Regions from separate parts of the Homo sapiens genome. Here region 1 is linked to region 2. The links are chromatin loops, found by intact Hi-C in ENCODE. Cell type or tissue: K562. All regions are shown on one strand.

Region 1 (8,000 bases), 340 kb after region 2:
CCTAATGATATCTTGTTCTGAAGTGATTATATATTTTTGGCCTCAATTATAAAATTCGAAAGTAGAGTTAGTTTTCAGTTTTTGTTTTTTGTTTTTTAAATAATGAATGATTCAGTTTAGTTGAATGATAAGGATTTCTTTAGGGTACAGAAAAAGGTAGGTGGCCTGCTCTTGGTAAAATATAGGTATTGATCTAGGCAGTATGTTTAATTAAATCTTCAGGATACTGAAGATAATTTCTGGGGGAAGTGTCAGAAATTCTAAGTAACAGTTTTATACTGTTTAGAAATAATTGGCCAGAATGTCTCTGTTATATTTAAGTTACCTAGGTGTATTTAGTAAAGTGGTATATCAAGCCGCCTCTTCTTTTTAAAGCAGTGGAATGGTTTGTAAAAGGATCTTGGGGTCGTCAGGGCTGGGGCTCTTGTGCTTGTAGTTCTCCTTTCCTTTCCCCTGAAGCTCCTCCACAGAGGAGGAGGGGCTTTGCCAAGCAGCAGGGCTGACCTAGAATGGAGGCTGCATCGTGGAAGGATCCGCCTATGTCACCCAGGCCCGAACCCCTGGATCTCATTTAGTTTTTTCTTTTGTCAAGAGTTGCCTTACCATACAAGCTGCTGTAAGGATCAAAAAGGTAATAAATAGCATGAACGAATTTTGAAAAGTGCAAATGCTAAACACATGTAAAGTGGTATGGCTTGTGAAGCGTGCTTGGGTTTATCAGTGATCATTACTTGATTTTATGAGCTGTTCGTATTATCAGAAGTAATGAAATCAGATGATCTGTACTTGTGTAAATGAGGGAATATTAATTCCCCTGGTTCCTACACTGAGTTTTGTCTAAACAAGGCCGTGTGCAGTTATATATACCTAACCTTTATTCCCCCATACCTTTCAGAAAGCTGTGAGAATAGGTGTCAGTCATGAGAATGCTAATTGAAATATATCGTGTTTCCAGATATATAGATCAAGGTCGAAATCCCCAGCTCTACACCAAAGAGTGCCTGGAGAGGGCTCTAGCTAAAAATGAGCAAGTTAAAGGCAAGATCGACACCATGAAGGTAAGACTCTAAGGAGTGTCAGAAATACAGTGGGAAGAGATGCCTTCTCAGTGGAATTTGGTTAAGAGACTCATTTTTTTCCATACTTGCTAGAATATTGACTTTCATAACTTCACATATTGAGATTTCTGAATTGTGTAATAGGCAGTAAGTAAAATTAGATATCAGCTGCGTAATAGCATAAAAAACATACACTAATCTTACTCTTAAGGAAATCCAGAGTAATTTTTGTGATAGTAGTTCTCACTGGCTGTGATCATTTTCATTTTTTTAAGATGCACTTTTATTGCATTGATACTTTCTATTTCTGTAGTAATTCCTACTGTTGAAGGCTTTCCCTGTAGTCATGGTTCTTTGTTTTAGAGGATTCTTGAATATTGATTTTTCTCTTTGTCCAGCTTCTGACCTCCAAACTTCTTTTTACCATATCCATTGTCATGAAATTCCCCAGATCACTTAGTTTTTCTTTGCCTTGATGAGATGTAGAGAACTCTCTGCACTTGAACATGAAATATGTAATTTTTTCTTAAATTGACTCAAATGTAGTTCAAATTGGTGTTTTGTTTCTTTATTTGGACTTAACGGCCACTCATTTCTGTTGGCGCCATGCGACTGTTGCCGTGTGCAGCAGGGACCTCTGCCTTCCTCTCCTCCCAGCTCACAATAGGTGCCTCTTCCTCCTCCCGGCCATCCACGCCGGCCTGGTTTTCGGTTCTGGAATACATCCAACCCTTTCGTTCGTGTTCTTTTCTCCTGTCATCTTCTCCGCCTGGAGCTCTTCCATGTTCTCTTTGCACAAGCGACTCTATCCTTCCAGTTTCAGATGATTTCACCTCCTCAAAGAGGCCTTTGGGACCAGCCTTTTCTAAAGCTTTCCTTGAGAATGCTGGTCAAGATTTACCTTTTAATTTTGTTTTTTCTGTTTGTTCTGTCTCCTCTGCCGGCTGCTTGAGCTCCAGGATCACAGAGGACATGAGTGTTCTGTTCCCACTGATGCCTGGTGCCAGACTGGGACACGTGTGCTCAGCCATGGCTAATGTGCGCAGGCAGGGATGGTCACACAGTGGCCTCTTGGCGCTCTGGCCGAGTGGGAGGAGCAAGGGGAGGAGCTGTCAGAAGGAGACCTGCCTAGTCACAGGCAGGTCACAGGGCTTCCAGAATCCCATTCAGGTGATCCCCTCCTGGTGGTAAACAGCACACCTCAGAAGTGGTGTTTTGTCATAGTTGTTCTTATGGCTCCCACAGCCTCATCTCTGTTTTGTCCATTTGGGATTGAGGAGTTGTTGAGTCCAGCGTCACCTTCAGAGCCAGTGCACTCCTTATCAATAGTGAGGGCCGCTCGTTTTGATTGTTCCGTTTCGCTTGATAAAGCTGAGTGAGAATTATATTGGCCAACAGAAACGTCTCTCTCCATGTGAACACAGCCACTGGGTCACCAGGGACGTGGCTTACAGTTCCAGCAGGCTCCTGTCACACTGGTGCCTTTGGGCAGTACAGAACTGTGCTGCTGGTGGTGACGTCCGGGGCTGTGCAGTGTCGCTTCCTTTTGCATATGTTGCTATTGGTGTCATTTCCTCTCTGAGATCAGTGGAAGTCTCAGGTCAGTCCCGTGGCCCTGTATTGCTTAGTGGGCCATGTGTTTAAACTTCCAAAAGGCATATTTTAAATAGTTATTGGAGTGTTGATGTGAAGAGCTCCTTTGATAATGTATTTTCTTTGTAGAAATTTAAAAGCCTGTTGATTCAAGAACTTTCTAAAGTATTTCCGGAAGACATGGCTAAGTATCGAAGCATCCGGGGGGAGGATCACCCGCCTTCTTAACCAGCTCACCCTCCCTGTGTGAAGATCCCCTGGGACTGCGATGCGGCGTGAGGCTGGGACTGCGAGTGCTGACGCCACCTTCCTGCTGAGGTGGGACTGGGCCCTGGACACACCCCTCAGCCCCTCTGTCCTCATTGTTTGGCCTCATGGGACCGAGGGGCTGGAGGAGAGGCGGAGCTGTGCCCCAGCTGTTCCAGCAGCTTGTCTGGCGTCAACTGGCTTTCAGAGTGCTGACCCCTCATCACTGTGGGGATCATTCTCTCTGAGGGCAGATGAGGCGCAGGAAAATAGTCTTGGAAATGTTAAATATGATGGGTAAATTAAAAGTTTTACAACATTCTACCTAATATTTTTCTTTTAACATACTCTTTCTGTTCTATTGTATTATGGTGTCCGAAAGCTAAATAACGACTAGGAAAAATTTTTTTAAAAAAAGAAAAATCAGTTTAATGTGGGAAGTACTTAAGTGGTATTATATTTTACATTTTCAAGTATAGTGCATAAAGAATGTTTTAAATGTAACTGTTTTCATGGATTTCAATTAGACATGCCTATAATAAACTAAGTATGTGGCTTATTCCATGTAATTATTTTTGTAATATAATACAATGTGTCTTGTAAACAGTTAATTATTACTTTCCCAGAGGGTTGGTAATATTCATAAGAAAATTTGTTTTCCAGGCATTTAGGCAGGAAAAGCTAAAGCAAAATGCAGAACTCCAATTTTTTCTACAAACCTTTCCTAGCGGCTATAGTACACCAATTTATTGACACTCTGGAAAGACGCCCGGCAGGGCTGTTTCAGCTTCAGTGTGCTTACAGATCCTGAGGGGATTCTGTGAACCTGCAGGTTCGGATTCACACGTCCGTTGGGCCTTGCAAACTGCATTTTTCATGAACTGCAGGTGGTGCTGTTTCTGTGATCTGTGGGCCACCCTTGGAGTTGAGGCCCTAGTGCGGCCTGTGCGGAGGTTGACCTATAGACCCCTGTGTCCGAATGGCCTGGGCAGGCTTGTTATTAAGGTAGGGCCCCAGTTCAGACGTGTTGAGCCTCAGGCTTTAGGATGGGCCCTGGGAATCTGTGTTAATTTGCCTCCTACGAGCGATCCTGAACCAGCCTCGATCCTAGCCAGGGCTGCCGGAATAAAACACCACATTCTGGGTGGTTTGAACAACAAACATGTATTTTCCCACAGTTCTGGAGGCTGGAAGTACAAGCTCACGGTGCCTGCAGAGTGGGTTTCTCCCGAGGCCTCCCTGGCTTGCAGACCTGCTTACTTTGACCTCACGTGGTCGTTCCTCTGTGTGTGTCACAGCCCTGGTGTCTCTTCTGTGTGTCCTAACCTCTTTAGAATCTAAGAACAGCAGTTAGATGGTATTAGGACCCACCCGAAGGACCCATTTTTAACTTACTTCTTTGAAGAACCTGTCTCCAAATACAGTTGCATTCTCAGGTCCTGAGGTTAGGGCTTTGACACTGGAGTTTTGGAGGGATGCAACTCAGTCCAGAATACTCCCCAGGAGGGTCGTATTTACCAAGAGTCAGGGGCCAGGCCCCTTAGGAAGCTGGTCCCTCGCTAGCAGTTCTGTTCTCTCCAAAACAGCACCAGAAAAGGACTCCTACTGCTACCAAGGGGAAGAATTTCTGCTAGAGTAGAGGAGGCCCCTGCTGGCAGGTTCGGGTGCCTGAATCGCTGTTCCGCCTTGTTTTTCTGGCATCAGGATGCTGACTATTGGCTGCTGCACGAGGGCCATGTGGGCACGCGGCTCGCTGGGCTCTTCCCACACACTTCACCTGCATCAACTCACCTGGCCCTCACCAGCCCTGTGAGGTCCGGCTTTCTTTATATTACTGATGTTGAAGCTGGGGCACCAGGGCTTAACGTGCCCGAAGCCCTGCAGCTTCGCCTCCCTCTGTGCTGGTTCTGGGTGGGTCCAAAGTGTCCACAGTCCCCTCTTCCTGGGCTCTGAAACATGGAGGATGTGCCGGCAGTAGGGGCTGTTCTACATATCCTGGGACTGAGTTAATCGGGTGGCCTCAAGCTGTTTTAATCTTGATGTCTGAGCCTTGGGAAGAGAGGGTGACTGTCAGCTAGAGATGCGTATCTGGTAGCCCACAGCATGACAAGTCTGCTGACCTAGGCCCAGCAGGGGCGGTGTAGCTGTCACACATTATTCTGGAATATTCACCAGTCTTTTTTTGAGTAAAAGTTTGGGTATATGGATGCACTGCCTTGGAACTCCTAACTTTCATCAGTGTGTCTGATGACACCACCACAGTGGGTCCCCAGGCAATGAAGAGGTGTTGGAGCCCCTCGACACTGTGACAGGCCACATGCCCCTTAATTCCACCCCACCTGCCATTACTGTTAGTCACAAGTGCCCATCACTTTCAAATCTCCTGAAATGCTGAGGAATCTACTTAGCTCGGAATTGATGTCAGTGTGAGAGGACTGGAGGGTTCCAGGCCGCGTTTGACACTCGGCGAGGCATGCTGTGACTGTCACTGACACTGCCTTCCAGAGCTCTCCACCCGGAGGAGCTTGGGTTCAGGTGCACACACCTGGCTGGCCCTTCATCCCTTCTTCTCAAAGACCTCATTTTGGTTAAAAGAATGATTGCGAGAGTCATCCTGGGACGGTATCAGCCATTTCGATCAGCTGCTTCACATCACCCCTGCCCATTGCCACCCAGTTCGTTCCAATCCCTGCTTTGCTTCTGACCTCTTCTTCCCCACCCCTTTCTTCCTGCAGACACAGATCGGGCAAACAGCCCCAGGGCCTACTGATTTTTGTTATGCCCAAGGACACCGCTGAACCACCACGAGGCAGGTATGGACTCAAACAGGGCCTGAGCCTGTGTCACTGTTCTAGATAATCTGTGCTGCCTCTGTGGGTCAGAATGAAAAAGCGAAAATTAAGCCCCACCTTTACACAGAACTAGAACATTCTTTATCTTTTTGGGTGTACAATCAGAAGGGTTCATTACAGAAAACTGAAAAATAGAGCTACAAAAATCTCCACATTTCTGCCCAAATTGTTACTATTGTGATTTTCATCCATCTAGATGTTCTCCTCTTGCACAGATGTGCACACACACTGAACAACTAGATGTGGAATTATTACTATGCACATGAGTTGGTAACCTTTATTCTTTTAACAGGATGCCATGAAATCTGGGCAACTCAAACTTCCTCTCACATAATTTTAATATTTAGCGTTCCATTAATGTGCTAACAGCAGATGTGTTGTTATTTACATGCTGGACACAGGTTAAGCACTTTCCATGCATTGCCTCAATTCCCACAGTAAATCGGTGAGGTTTACAGATGAGGGACCTGAGGCGCCTGCTCAGGTCACCCAGCTAACGAATGGGAGAGCTGGGCCTGTGCCTGCCACGTCACAAGACTGTGGCTCTCCTGGGCTTAGTTTATCAGCTCCCATTGGGTACCTGTGTGCTTCCCAGTTCTTCACTAATATGAAGTTATTATCTTTGACCATACATCTTCCACTTGTTCAATTGTTATTTAGGGTAAATTCCTGGAAGTTGAGCTGTTGGAGTTACACTTGATTAGGATTGTGATACCATCTGTCTCTATTGTGCTCAAGTCCTGAAATAACCAGGTGTTAGGTACAAGGGGAAGCGCTCATCTTTGGGGAGTATCAGTAATGTCACTGAGTAGTTTATCAGTTTTCTGTGTTCTTTTTTTATTTCCATTTTTTGAATCCTATCAAATATATATGAGTGCCTCATTAAAATATTTCTACAGTCAGTGACAATACAGGTGCTGGCTACAAACGAGGTCACATGTTTACCCTGTATAGCCAGGTGAGCCTGCTGTGTTTCCTGCCACTCACCTGCACAGAAGTGACCCATCTGTCCAAGTGACAGAGGTGCCATTGCCCCAAGGGAGTTCGACAATATACAGTCCTTGGTTCTGTCAAGACTCAGGTGACGTTAGGTGGCAGGTGTACCACTTCTTAAACTTTTTAAATGTATCACAAACCTAAGAAGTTACAAAGGAAAAGATCGATACATTTGGCTGTATAGCTGTTAGAAAAAAATAAATAACATAAGGCTAAAAACACCATAAACTCAAAAGGCAAAAAAGCTAAGAAAGTTCTTTTTTTTTTTTTTTTTTTTAAAAATAGAGACAGGGACTCACTCTGGCCCAGGTTGGAGTGCAGTGGCACAATCATAGCTCACTGTAATCTTAAATTCCTGGGCTCAAGGGATCCTCCCACCTCAGCCTCCTGAGTAGCTGGGACTATAGGTGTGCACTACCATGCCCAGCTAATGTTTTTTATTTTCATTTGTAAAGATCAGGTTTCACTATATTGCCCAGGCTAGTCTCAATCTCCTGGCCTCAAGTGGTCCTCCCTCCTTGGCCTCCCAAAATGCTGAGATTATAAGTGTGAGCCACTGAGCCCAGTTGTAATACTTATTATACATATCACAAGGAACTTCATGACTACTATGCAGAGCTCTTTCACAAATAAGAAAACCCAGCAGAAGAATAGGCAGGTGTTAATTTTTACATTATATAAATTTTACATTATATAAATTTTACATTATATTCAAGCAATAACTTGAATGTCCATTAATAATGGCTTAGATAAATCGTGCTTTATCCATTTGCTGGATAACTGTGCTATGACTAACATGAATGAAGGAATGAAGATCTGTATGTATTGATACAGAAAGACGGACAAATACATAATTACAAAACACGTTGATTCAGTCAACATTAGCTGAGGGTCGGCCTTGTCCAAGCTCCATCTGAATGAGTTTCTCCAAGGCAGACTTCTGCCTACTCGTGGCAGAACCACCAAGGAGCTTATTAAAATGCTGAATCCAGACCCCATTCCAACCAGCACAGCTTCCGGAGAGCCCTCTCTTTCCTTGACTTCTAAACAGCATGCTCCAGCAGAGGTTCAGGTTTGGGTTCCTCGAGGCATCTTTCCTTACCCACCCTCTCCCTGGACAAGCTCATCTATTCCCTGGCACCGGTTACCATCCTGTGCTGAGATTCCAGGTTTATAGCCCAGCCTAAATGAGTCCTACACTTCTGTAACCCAACTTCCATTTTTTTCCCCCTCTGCTATTCCCCAGGAACCTCCA
Region 2 (8,000 bases):
CAGGCCCCTTTGGGCAGAGACGGCAGGAAGCGGATGCACCCAAGGCCATACTGGAGGCATGGTACACACCACCCAGAGACAGGCAAGGAGAGGTCTCCAGCAAAGGGGAAAAGGAAAGTTCCAAGAGCATGACTGCAGTATCAAACCAGACCTCCTGGTGGGCTTCAGAGCCCTCTCATGCCCTACACCATACTGCCTTACAGCTAGGTTCTAACGGGTTGGCAAGGGGTGGGGCCAGGAGCCAGGACCTAGGGGCATCTGAGCAGCAGAGCCCTGGAGGTGTTGCTGAGTTTTAGGCTTTAGTCTTTAATGTGGGGGATTGGAGATGGGGGAGGTGACATCACAGGGTGAAGGGGAATCTGACCAGACCTGCTGGCAGAGAAGATTGCCCCATTACCTGTGATGGGAAAGGACTCAAGCAGGACCAGAGTGCATCAAAGGCACCTCCGGCTGCTTGAGCAATCTCCACAGAAGTAACAAGAGCCTGCATGAGGGAGGATGAGGTGTGGAGAGATTAAAAGGGCCAAACGAACAGCATGTGATGAGAGACTGGACGTGGGTGACGAAGAGCGTGAGAGGGGACCTGCACAACTGAGCAGGGTACTCTTGTGCTCTAGGCAGGGGGCACTTGCAGGCAGGTTTCAGGGTGGGTCAAGATCATGAGACTGTGTCTCCCATGCCGTCCCTGCCCCAGATCCCCAGATCCTAGCACAGCACCTGATCCTAGTGGGCTCATTCACTAACAAAAGCAACACCACCTACTGAGCCTGACTAGAGTTACCTGGAGGAAACAGCTCGGGGAGCCCAAGTGAGGTGCATGGGACCTGATGCGCTACCACTTTCTAAGAGCAGAGGTACAACCCAAGACTGGCAGAGACCACGTGTCTTCCTGTTTTTTCTAGTGCTAAGAGAAACGGAGTCCATTCCAGTTACATAACAGGCTGGAAACCTAAAGGTCCTCCCCAAGCGAGCCCTTAGGTATATATTGCTATTCATCAAGAAGAAACTGCTCCCAACCACCTGCTCTCAGAAAGTTCTACAGGTAAGAACTGGAGGGAGAGAAGAGGAGTCTGCGCTCCTGCCGGCGTCTGCACTGCATGTTTACACTTCGGGAAATTTAGAAGGTATCGCTTGTAGCCCAAGCCAGGTGAAATAAGTTACAGAACATGCAGCTATTACAGTGTATCACACGCTTTAAAGAAGTATCAACTCGTGTTTCCCAACATACTTCAAATGAGAAAAAGAGTTACAAGCAAAAGTTTACTATAAGAACTCCCAACACCTAGCAATTGTGGTTATTTGTAGGACTCTACTGCATGCAACAACCCTCATACCCCAGCAAATCCTTAATTGTTTTTTAAATTGGGGGGAAAAATTGTGCAAGGAAAAATTATCATTTAAGTCTTAAAATACTGACATACAACCTACACATAAATTGCTTCCAGACGCTCAGAAAAGCCCAAAATGGCAAAGGGGCTGCGTCAACAGCATCACACCTGAACAGCCTCACCTGGGACAATTCCAACCCCGAAACACACACCACCTTTCGTTTCATTCCTTGCCGTCTGTAAGTGCACTAAATTTAAGTAGAGCCTCTAATTCCCTCTAGGCGGATGTAGAAATATTTAAAATAAAAATGGCACCTTCCAAAGAATAGACATATATGACAAATCTGGTTTTTTCTTTGAATTAAGCCAATGTTTATAAACCATAGGCGATGCTTATGGTAATTGCAGCACAAAATTAAAGGACACAACACCCCCCAAAAAATGAATCACCTCTAAGTTGACAGTTAAATTTTTTTAAAAAATGAAATTAAAAAGGTTAATATTTACCTTCGACGTGATTCGAGTTCCTGGCAATGCTAAATTATTCTGCAACTTAACTTACGTGAAACTCCACACTTATCTACGCCCCACTTTGACAAGGGGTTCCTCACTTGCCCGGAGGCGGGGTGGAGGGGTAGAGAGTCGATTTCCCGTTCCAATCTCAAGAGTAAAAAAGACAAATACCTGCAGGTCCTACCCAGCAGCCCCTTTTCTTGGACTGTTACTTGTAGGATCTGGGCAAGTCACTCCACGATAAATGAGTCTGATGTTTAAAAAAAAAACTTTCAGTGCAGAGTCGGGCCTTGGCCTTAGCCTTCAACATCCATCCTCCAAAAGCCCGGGCGCCTGGGACGGGTGTCTGCACCGCGGGCGCCGGCCAGGACCATGGGCCCCGCCCCCGCCCCCGCGGCCTCCCCGCGCACTCACCCCTGGATGCCCGGGCTGTACGCGCGGCTCTTCCACGGGGTGCCGGGCCGCGGCGCCTGGGCCCCGGGGCCGCCCCCTCCGCTGAGAGCGGCCGCGCGGCTGCCGGACAGCAGGTAGTTGAGGCCGTAGGTGCTGGCCTTGTTCTCGCGTTTCCGGCGACCCGGGTGGAACTGGTGCTGCGACGGGGAGCCGGCGGGCGCGGGGCCGCGCGGCCCGGGGTGCCCGTTGGCTGTGCCAGGGGCGCTGGGCGCGCCGTCGGCGAAGTTGAAGAAGGCGCCGCCGCGGCCGCCGCCCGGCCGGCCCAGCGAGGCGCTGCTGGAGGACGACGACGAGCAGCCGGGGCTCTCGGTGCCCGACTCCGCGTTGGACGAGGAGGACGACGACGAGGACGACAGCGACGGCGACTTGTGCAAGCGCCGCGCGCCCTCGGCCGCGGGCCCCAGCGCCGTCAGCAGCGCGGGGGGCAGCGCGGCGGGCGCGGTGGGGCCGGGCGGCGGGGGCGACGCGGCGGGCAGCGCGGGGCCCAGGCCGCCACTGCCCCGCCCGGCCGCCCCCGCCGCGGCCGCCGTGTCCAGCGCCGGCGAGTTGAGGCAGAAATAGGACGCGAAGCCCGAGCCGCCGCGGCCCACGCCCTGCGAGGTCTCCCAGATCTGCATCCACAGGGCATTGGCCGGCCCCTTCTGCTCGGGCTGGATCCAGGCCACGCGCGGATCCATCCACGCGCCGCCCCCGCGGGGCCCGCGCGCCCGCCCGCCCCGACGCGGCCCCGCCCCCGCCGCGCCCCGAGGCCCGGCCGCGCGCGCACGGACGGACGGACGGGCCTGGGCCGGTGGCGGCGGCGGCGGCGGCGGCGGCGGGCGGGCCGAGCCCCGGCCTCCTGCTCTAGCCGCGCTCCCGTCGGGCTCCGGCGTGGGGCGGCGGCGGCGGTGATGGGCCCCGGCAGGCCGCGGCGGGCGGCTCCGGCGCTTGGCGCGTCCCAGCGGGCGGCTGCGGTCTCCGGGCTCCCGCTTCACGCGGCGCGGGGCGGGCGCGGGGGCCGCGGCGGCGGCGGCGTTCCACTCGGGCCGCGGGGAGAGGCCATCGGAGAAGGGCGGGCGGCGGGGCCGAGGGGGCGGGCCCAGGCGCCGAGCGGCTGAAGGACCCGCGGGAGGCGCCGCCGCCCGTGCGGCTAGCCCTCAGTCACGCTCGCGCCGCTGGCTCGGCGCTCCTGCGGCGGCGGCGGCGGCGGCGGTGAAAAGACACTCTCGGCGGCGACAGCGCGGGGGAAGGAGGGGGCCGCCGCCGCGTCCGCTCCAATGAGGGGCGGGGGAGGGGGCGGGGACGGGGGCGGCAGGAGGAAGCGCGGCCTCGGTCGCCGGGCCGTGTCGCCGGTGCGCACGCGCGACCGATTTCAAATCCTCACTAGACACTGCCGCCGTGGTTACCGCGCCTGCGCGTTGGGGCCCCGTCGGCCGCGGGCGGGGTGAGGACGGCGTCAGAAGCTACGCGACTGGGAGGGGCTGGAGGGAGAGGCGGTGGCGTTGAGCCATTACTGACTAGGCCGGCGTTGGGTGGAATAGGCAGCGGCTGGAAGGCCCGCACGCCGCCCTCGGCCCGCCGCGGCGCGCAGACCCCGGCGTGCAGACATGCGCGCTAGGGCCGGTGTCACCGGGCTGCCGCCTGAGCCGCGCTGCGCGTGCGCAGGGCAGCGTGGCCGTCACCGCCGCCGGTGGAAGTTTCCGAGCAGCCGGGCGGGGGCAGCGGACGCCACCGCAGGCGCTTCCCCCGCCGGCCGGCCCTCCCTCCTGACGTAAGGGCGGGCCCCGGTCGCAGATCCCGCCCCAGGTCTCTCATCCGAGGGTCCGTGCAGCAGGTCACGCTGCGCTCTCTGGGGTCCGCGCGTCGGCCCACGTGCTCCCTGCACCTCGCGGGGTGAGCGGCCAGCGTGCCGTGCCGGGTGGCTGGCTCCGCCGCTCCGGAGCCGGGAAGGACACGCGGCAGAGTCCTGCTCCCTAGCGGGTCTGCTTACAGGCGTTTGGTTTGCTTTTTAAAATGATTTTCTATGCGAAAAGTGAAGTGAAAACTTCCAAGTTAATTCCCTGGGCAAAATGGGCAGTGCTAGCCGAGGAACGGCTGGTGGGCGGCGCGTCCGGCCCCCGGCTTCGGTTTTTCCAGCTGCACCGAGCGGGCAGGAGTCAGTGGGAAACCGCCCGCCATCCACAGCCTGCCGTTTGCCATCCCGGTGTCCCGAGCGCGATGGAAGCCGGGTTGACAGTGGCACTGTTTGGAATACAGCGCCAACCACACATCCTGTGAGGTCCAAAGCAAACGCCAGTGTCGTTGATCATCGCGGTGCCCCGCGAGCCTGGGCGACGTGAGGCCCCGCGGCTGCCGCCCTGTCTTCAGGCGGAGTCCCCGCAAATGCACTCCCGGGCCAGGGCCCTGAAGCTGCCTTAGCCCAGTGGCGCCCGGGCTCCAAGCCTTTTAAGTAGAACGGGACCTGGCCTTCGTACAGGCGTGTTGTAAATGCTACCCCCTCGTCTCCAGCACAGATGAGTAGACATTACTAAGCACTTGACCCTTCAAACATCGCCCCAACAGGAAAGGTCCGTGTGTTGCATACAAAGGCTTTGGGGCAAGTGGTGGTGGTTAGTAATGAAAATGAATGTTTCAGACGTTTTCAAATACCTTCATATTGTACACGTGGAAATCATGACCAAGGATTAGAACGTGCATTCAGTAAACTACAGAAAATCACACACAAGTCAAACGGCCGTTATTCTGGAGCTGTTTGCTTCCAATGGCTCAGTCCAAAATCCTTGGTCATGCCTGGCTCCTCTCTCTGTCCACAATGAACACATCCTCTTGGCTCCACTGCCCGAAACAACCAGAACCCAACTGCTACCCCTCCTCCTCCCTCCACCCCTCTTTCCCCGCCACCCGTCCATTTTAAAGCAGTGCCTTCTAGCTGGTTTCCCACATTCTGCACAGCTGCTCGTGTGATCCTTTTTAAAAAACAAAAAAGATGTTACTATTTTAAAAATCATCTCATGCCACTCTTAGAATACTATGCAGCCGTAAAAAGGAATGAGATCATGACCTTTGTGGGGACATGAATGGAGGTGGAAGCCACTATCCTCAGCAAACTAACACAGGAACAGAAAACCAAACACCGCATGTTCTCAGTAATAAGGGGGAGCTGAGCAATGAGAATGCATCGACACAGGGAGGGGAACAACACACACCGGGACCTGTTGGGGGTTAGGGGAAGGGAGAGCATCAGGATAAATAGCTAATGCATGCAGGGCTTAATGCCTAGGTGATGGGTTCACAAGTGCAGCAAACCACCATGGCACACATTTACCTATGTAACAAACCTGCACGTCTTGCACGTGTATCCCAGAATTTAAAGTTGACATTTTAAAAAATTCAGTCCATGCCACTCCTCTGCTCAAAACCCTCCAGTGGCTTTCTCATTCAGCAAAATGGAACAACCTTGCTATGACCTGCAAGTCCCTTATCCCCTGGTCCTTCCCCTCTTCCCCTGCCCTCACCTCCCAGCGCTTTCCCTAGCCCAAACAATACCAGCCAGAAGCACCCCTGGCACACTCCTGCCTCAGGGCCTTTGCACTTGCTGTTCCATCTGCCTGACATGCGTTCCCTCCTCCCCATCTTAGTGAGGACGTCCAAGTGGCTCTTTAGTCTAAACTGCAAACATAACCCTCAGCATCCCGTTTCCCTTCCCCATTTGCTTTTTCTCCCTTAGTTTCCTGGAGCTGAGTAACAAAATGTCACAAACTGGGTGGCTTAAAACAACAAACGCATGCTCTCACAGTCCTAGAGGCTGAACGTCCAAAATCAAGTTGTCAGCAAGGCCGTGTATCCTCTGAAGGCTGTAAGGGAGTGTGCCCCATGCTCTCCTCTCAGCTTCTGGTGTTGCTGGCAAACCGTGGCATTCCTTGGCTTGTTGGTGCATCACCCCACTCTCTGACACGTCATCGCATGACGTTTCCCTGTGTCCTTGATTTGTGGATGCAGCGCTCCACTCTCTGTCATCATCATCGCATGGCATTTTCCCTGTGTCCATGTCTCTTCTCAGAAAGACACCAGTGGCATTGGATTAGGGCACCCTAGTGTCTTCCTCCTAACCTGATTACATCTGCAAAGAGTTTCCAAATAAGGTCATATTCGCAGGCACCCAGGGTTGGGACTTGATCATATCTTTTTGGGGGACACTATACCACGTCATATGTATTTTATCTCATTTATCATTTGTGTCCCCCGCCCCATTAGAATGCATGCTCCGTGAAGAGAGGATAGGAATGGCTTGTCCCTGCTGTGTATCAGCTCAAGGATTGTCTGACACATCAGTCCTTGGTGAACATTGGCAGAATGACTGGCAGCTGATTGATTGGCCCAGCGGGAATGGACACGGGCAGTTGCCCTTGTCCAGCTTCCAGGATCTGTTACACAGGTTGTCATTGTTTAGGTATTTTAAGTTTTTCTTGATTGCCTCATACTCTGTCTTTGCAGTTTGCCTCTAGCTAATCCTCGTTGATTTGATCCACCAGCCACCAAACAACATTTTGTAATTAAAACCAAGGTTTTGTTATTTATATATGATCATAAATATTTTTATGTAAATTAAAAGCAGTGTATATATATGTATATATACACATATACATATATATACATATGTGTATATATATGTATATGTGTAGAGAGAGAAAGAGAGAGAGAGTCTCACTCTGTCACCCGGGCTAGAGTGCAGTAACGCAATCCTGGCTCACTGCAACTTCCGCCTCCAGAGTTTAAGTGATTCTCATGCCTCAGCCTCCTGAGTAGCTGGGGTTACAGGTGTGTGCCACCGCATCCGGCTAATGTTTGTATTTTTAGTAGAGATGGGGTTTCACTGTGTTGGCCAGGCTAGCCTTGAACCCCTGACCTCCAGTGATCCACCCACCTCAGCCTCCCAAAGTGCTGGGATTACAGGCATGAGCCACCGTGCCCGGCTGCAGTGTATTTCTTAATGCAATCAAGAAACAATACTGAATGTAAAATGCAGTTTTTGAGACGCTGGGCAAGGGAGATCTTTCTCTTTATCAATTTCTACAGATAAGTGCAGCCCATTCCCGTTTTGGGCTGAAACCCTCTCCTCTCTCTCTTCGGATATTGGAGGAGGAATAATATTAGAGATTACACCATGATTTTAGTGATTTGTTCCCATGAAAAAAATGGTTTACAAAGTGTATTCCATGGACTACCCATGCCAGAATTAGCAATGCTGGTCAAAATGCAGATACCTAGAGCTCACCCAATTTACTGAAACTCTCTAGGAGCAAGCCCAGGAATCTCTATTTTAAGTAAATTTTCTGAGTAATTCTAAAACACAGTGAACTCTGAAAACCTCTACCTAAAACAGGGTTCCCAAATTCAATTGCTCACAGGTGCCAAATAACTGAAAGTGTGTAGGTATTAGCTACTGCTGGGTAAGAAGCCACCCCAAGCTTAGTGGCTTAAAATAAGTGTTTGGTATTGCTCACAAGTCTACAAATCAACTAGGTGGTTTTGCTGCTCTGGGTCAAACACAGCTGATCTTGCTCCACTCAGCTGGCCAATCAGCTGAAGGCTGGCTGGGCTAGAGTAGCCTGGCTGGCAGCTGGGGCACTGGAGTTGACAGAGTTGACAAGGACCATCAGTCTCTTGTTATCCAACAGGCTGACTCAGGCTTGTTCTCAGGTGGCTGAACAGAGTTTCAGGAGTGCA

What was found. A loop is a pair of places that touch in the nucleus more often than their neighbours do. Peaks named below come from ENCODE experiments on the same cell type or tissue, not always from the same donor. Only the 100,000 strongest peaks of a DNase experiment are listed, where the experiment ranks them.
Region 1: a loop joins it to region 2, with 2.6 times the contacts of the local background. A loop is called at or near these places in 22 of 110 quality-filtered maps.

The regions. Positions count from the first base shown.
Region 1 is chr5:6,367,382-6,375,381 of GRCh38, reverse strand. MED10 (mediator complex subunit 10) reads left to right here. Exons shown (of 4, transcript NM_032286.3): 3 at 956-1,058; 4 at 2,781-3,508. The coding sequence ends at 2,879. Among named protein-coding and RNA genes, the nearest start is that of MED10, 7.2 kb to the left of the region's middle. RefSeq lists a silencer at 7,798-7,965. In K562, a CTCF peak has its summit at 4,543; no DNase peak of the experiment used is centred here.
Region 2 is chr5:6,708,955-6,716,954 of GRCh38, reverse strand. TENT4A (terminal nucleotidyltransferase 4A) reads right to left here and starts at 3,523. Exons shown (of 13, transcript NM_006999.6): 1 at 2,256-3,523. The coding sequence starts at 2,971. RefSeq lists enhancers at 748-807, 1,108-1,157, 4,375-4,434 and silencers at 2,155-2,544, 2,915-2,984, 3,285-3,654, 3,765-4,204. In K562, CTCF peaks have their summits at 3,982 and 4,826; DNase peaks (open chromatin) are centred at 2,264, 3,074, 3,654, 3,994 and 2 weaker places; H3K4me3 peaks cover 4,485 bases.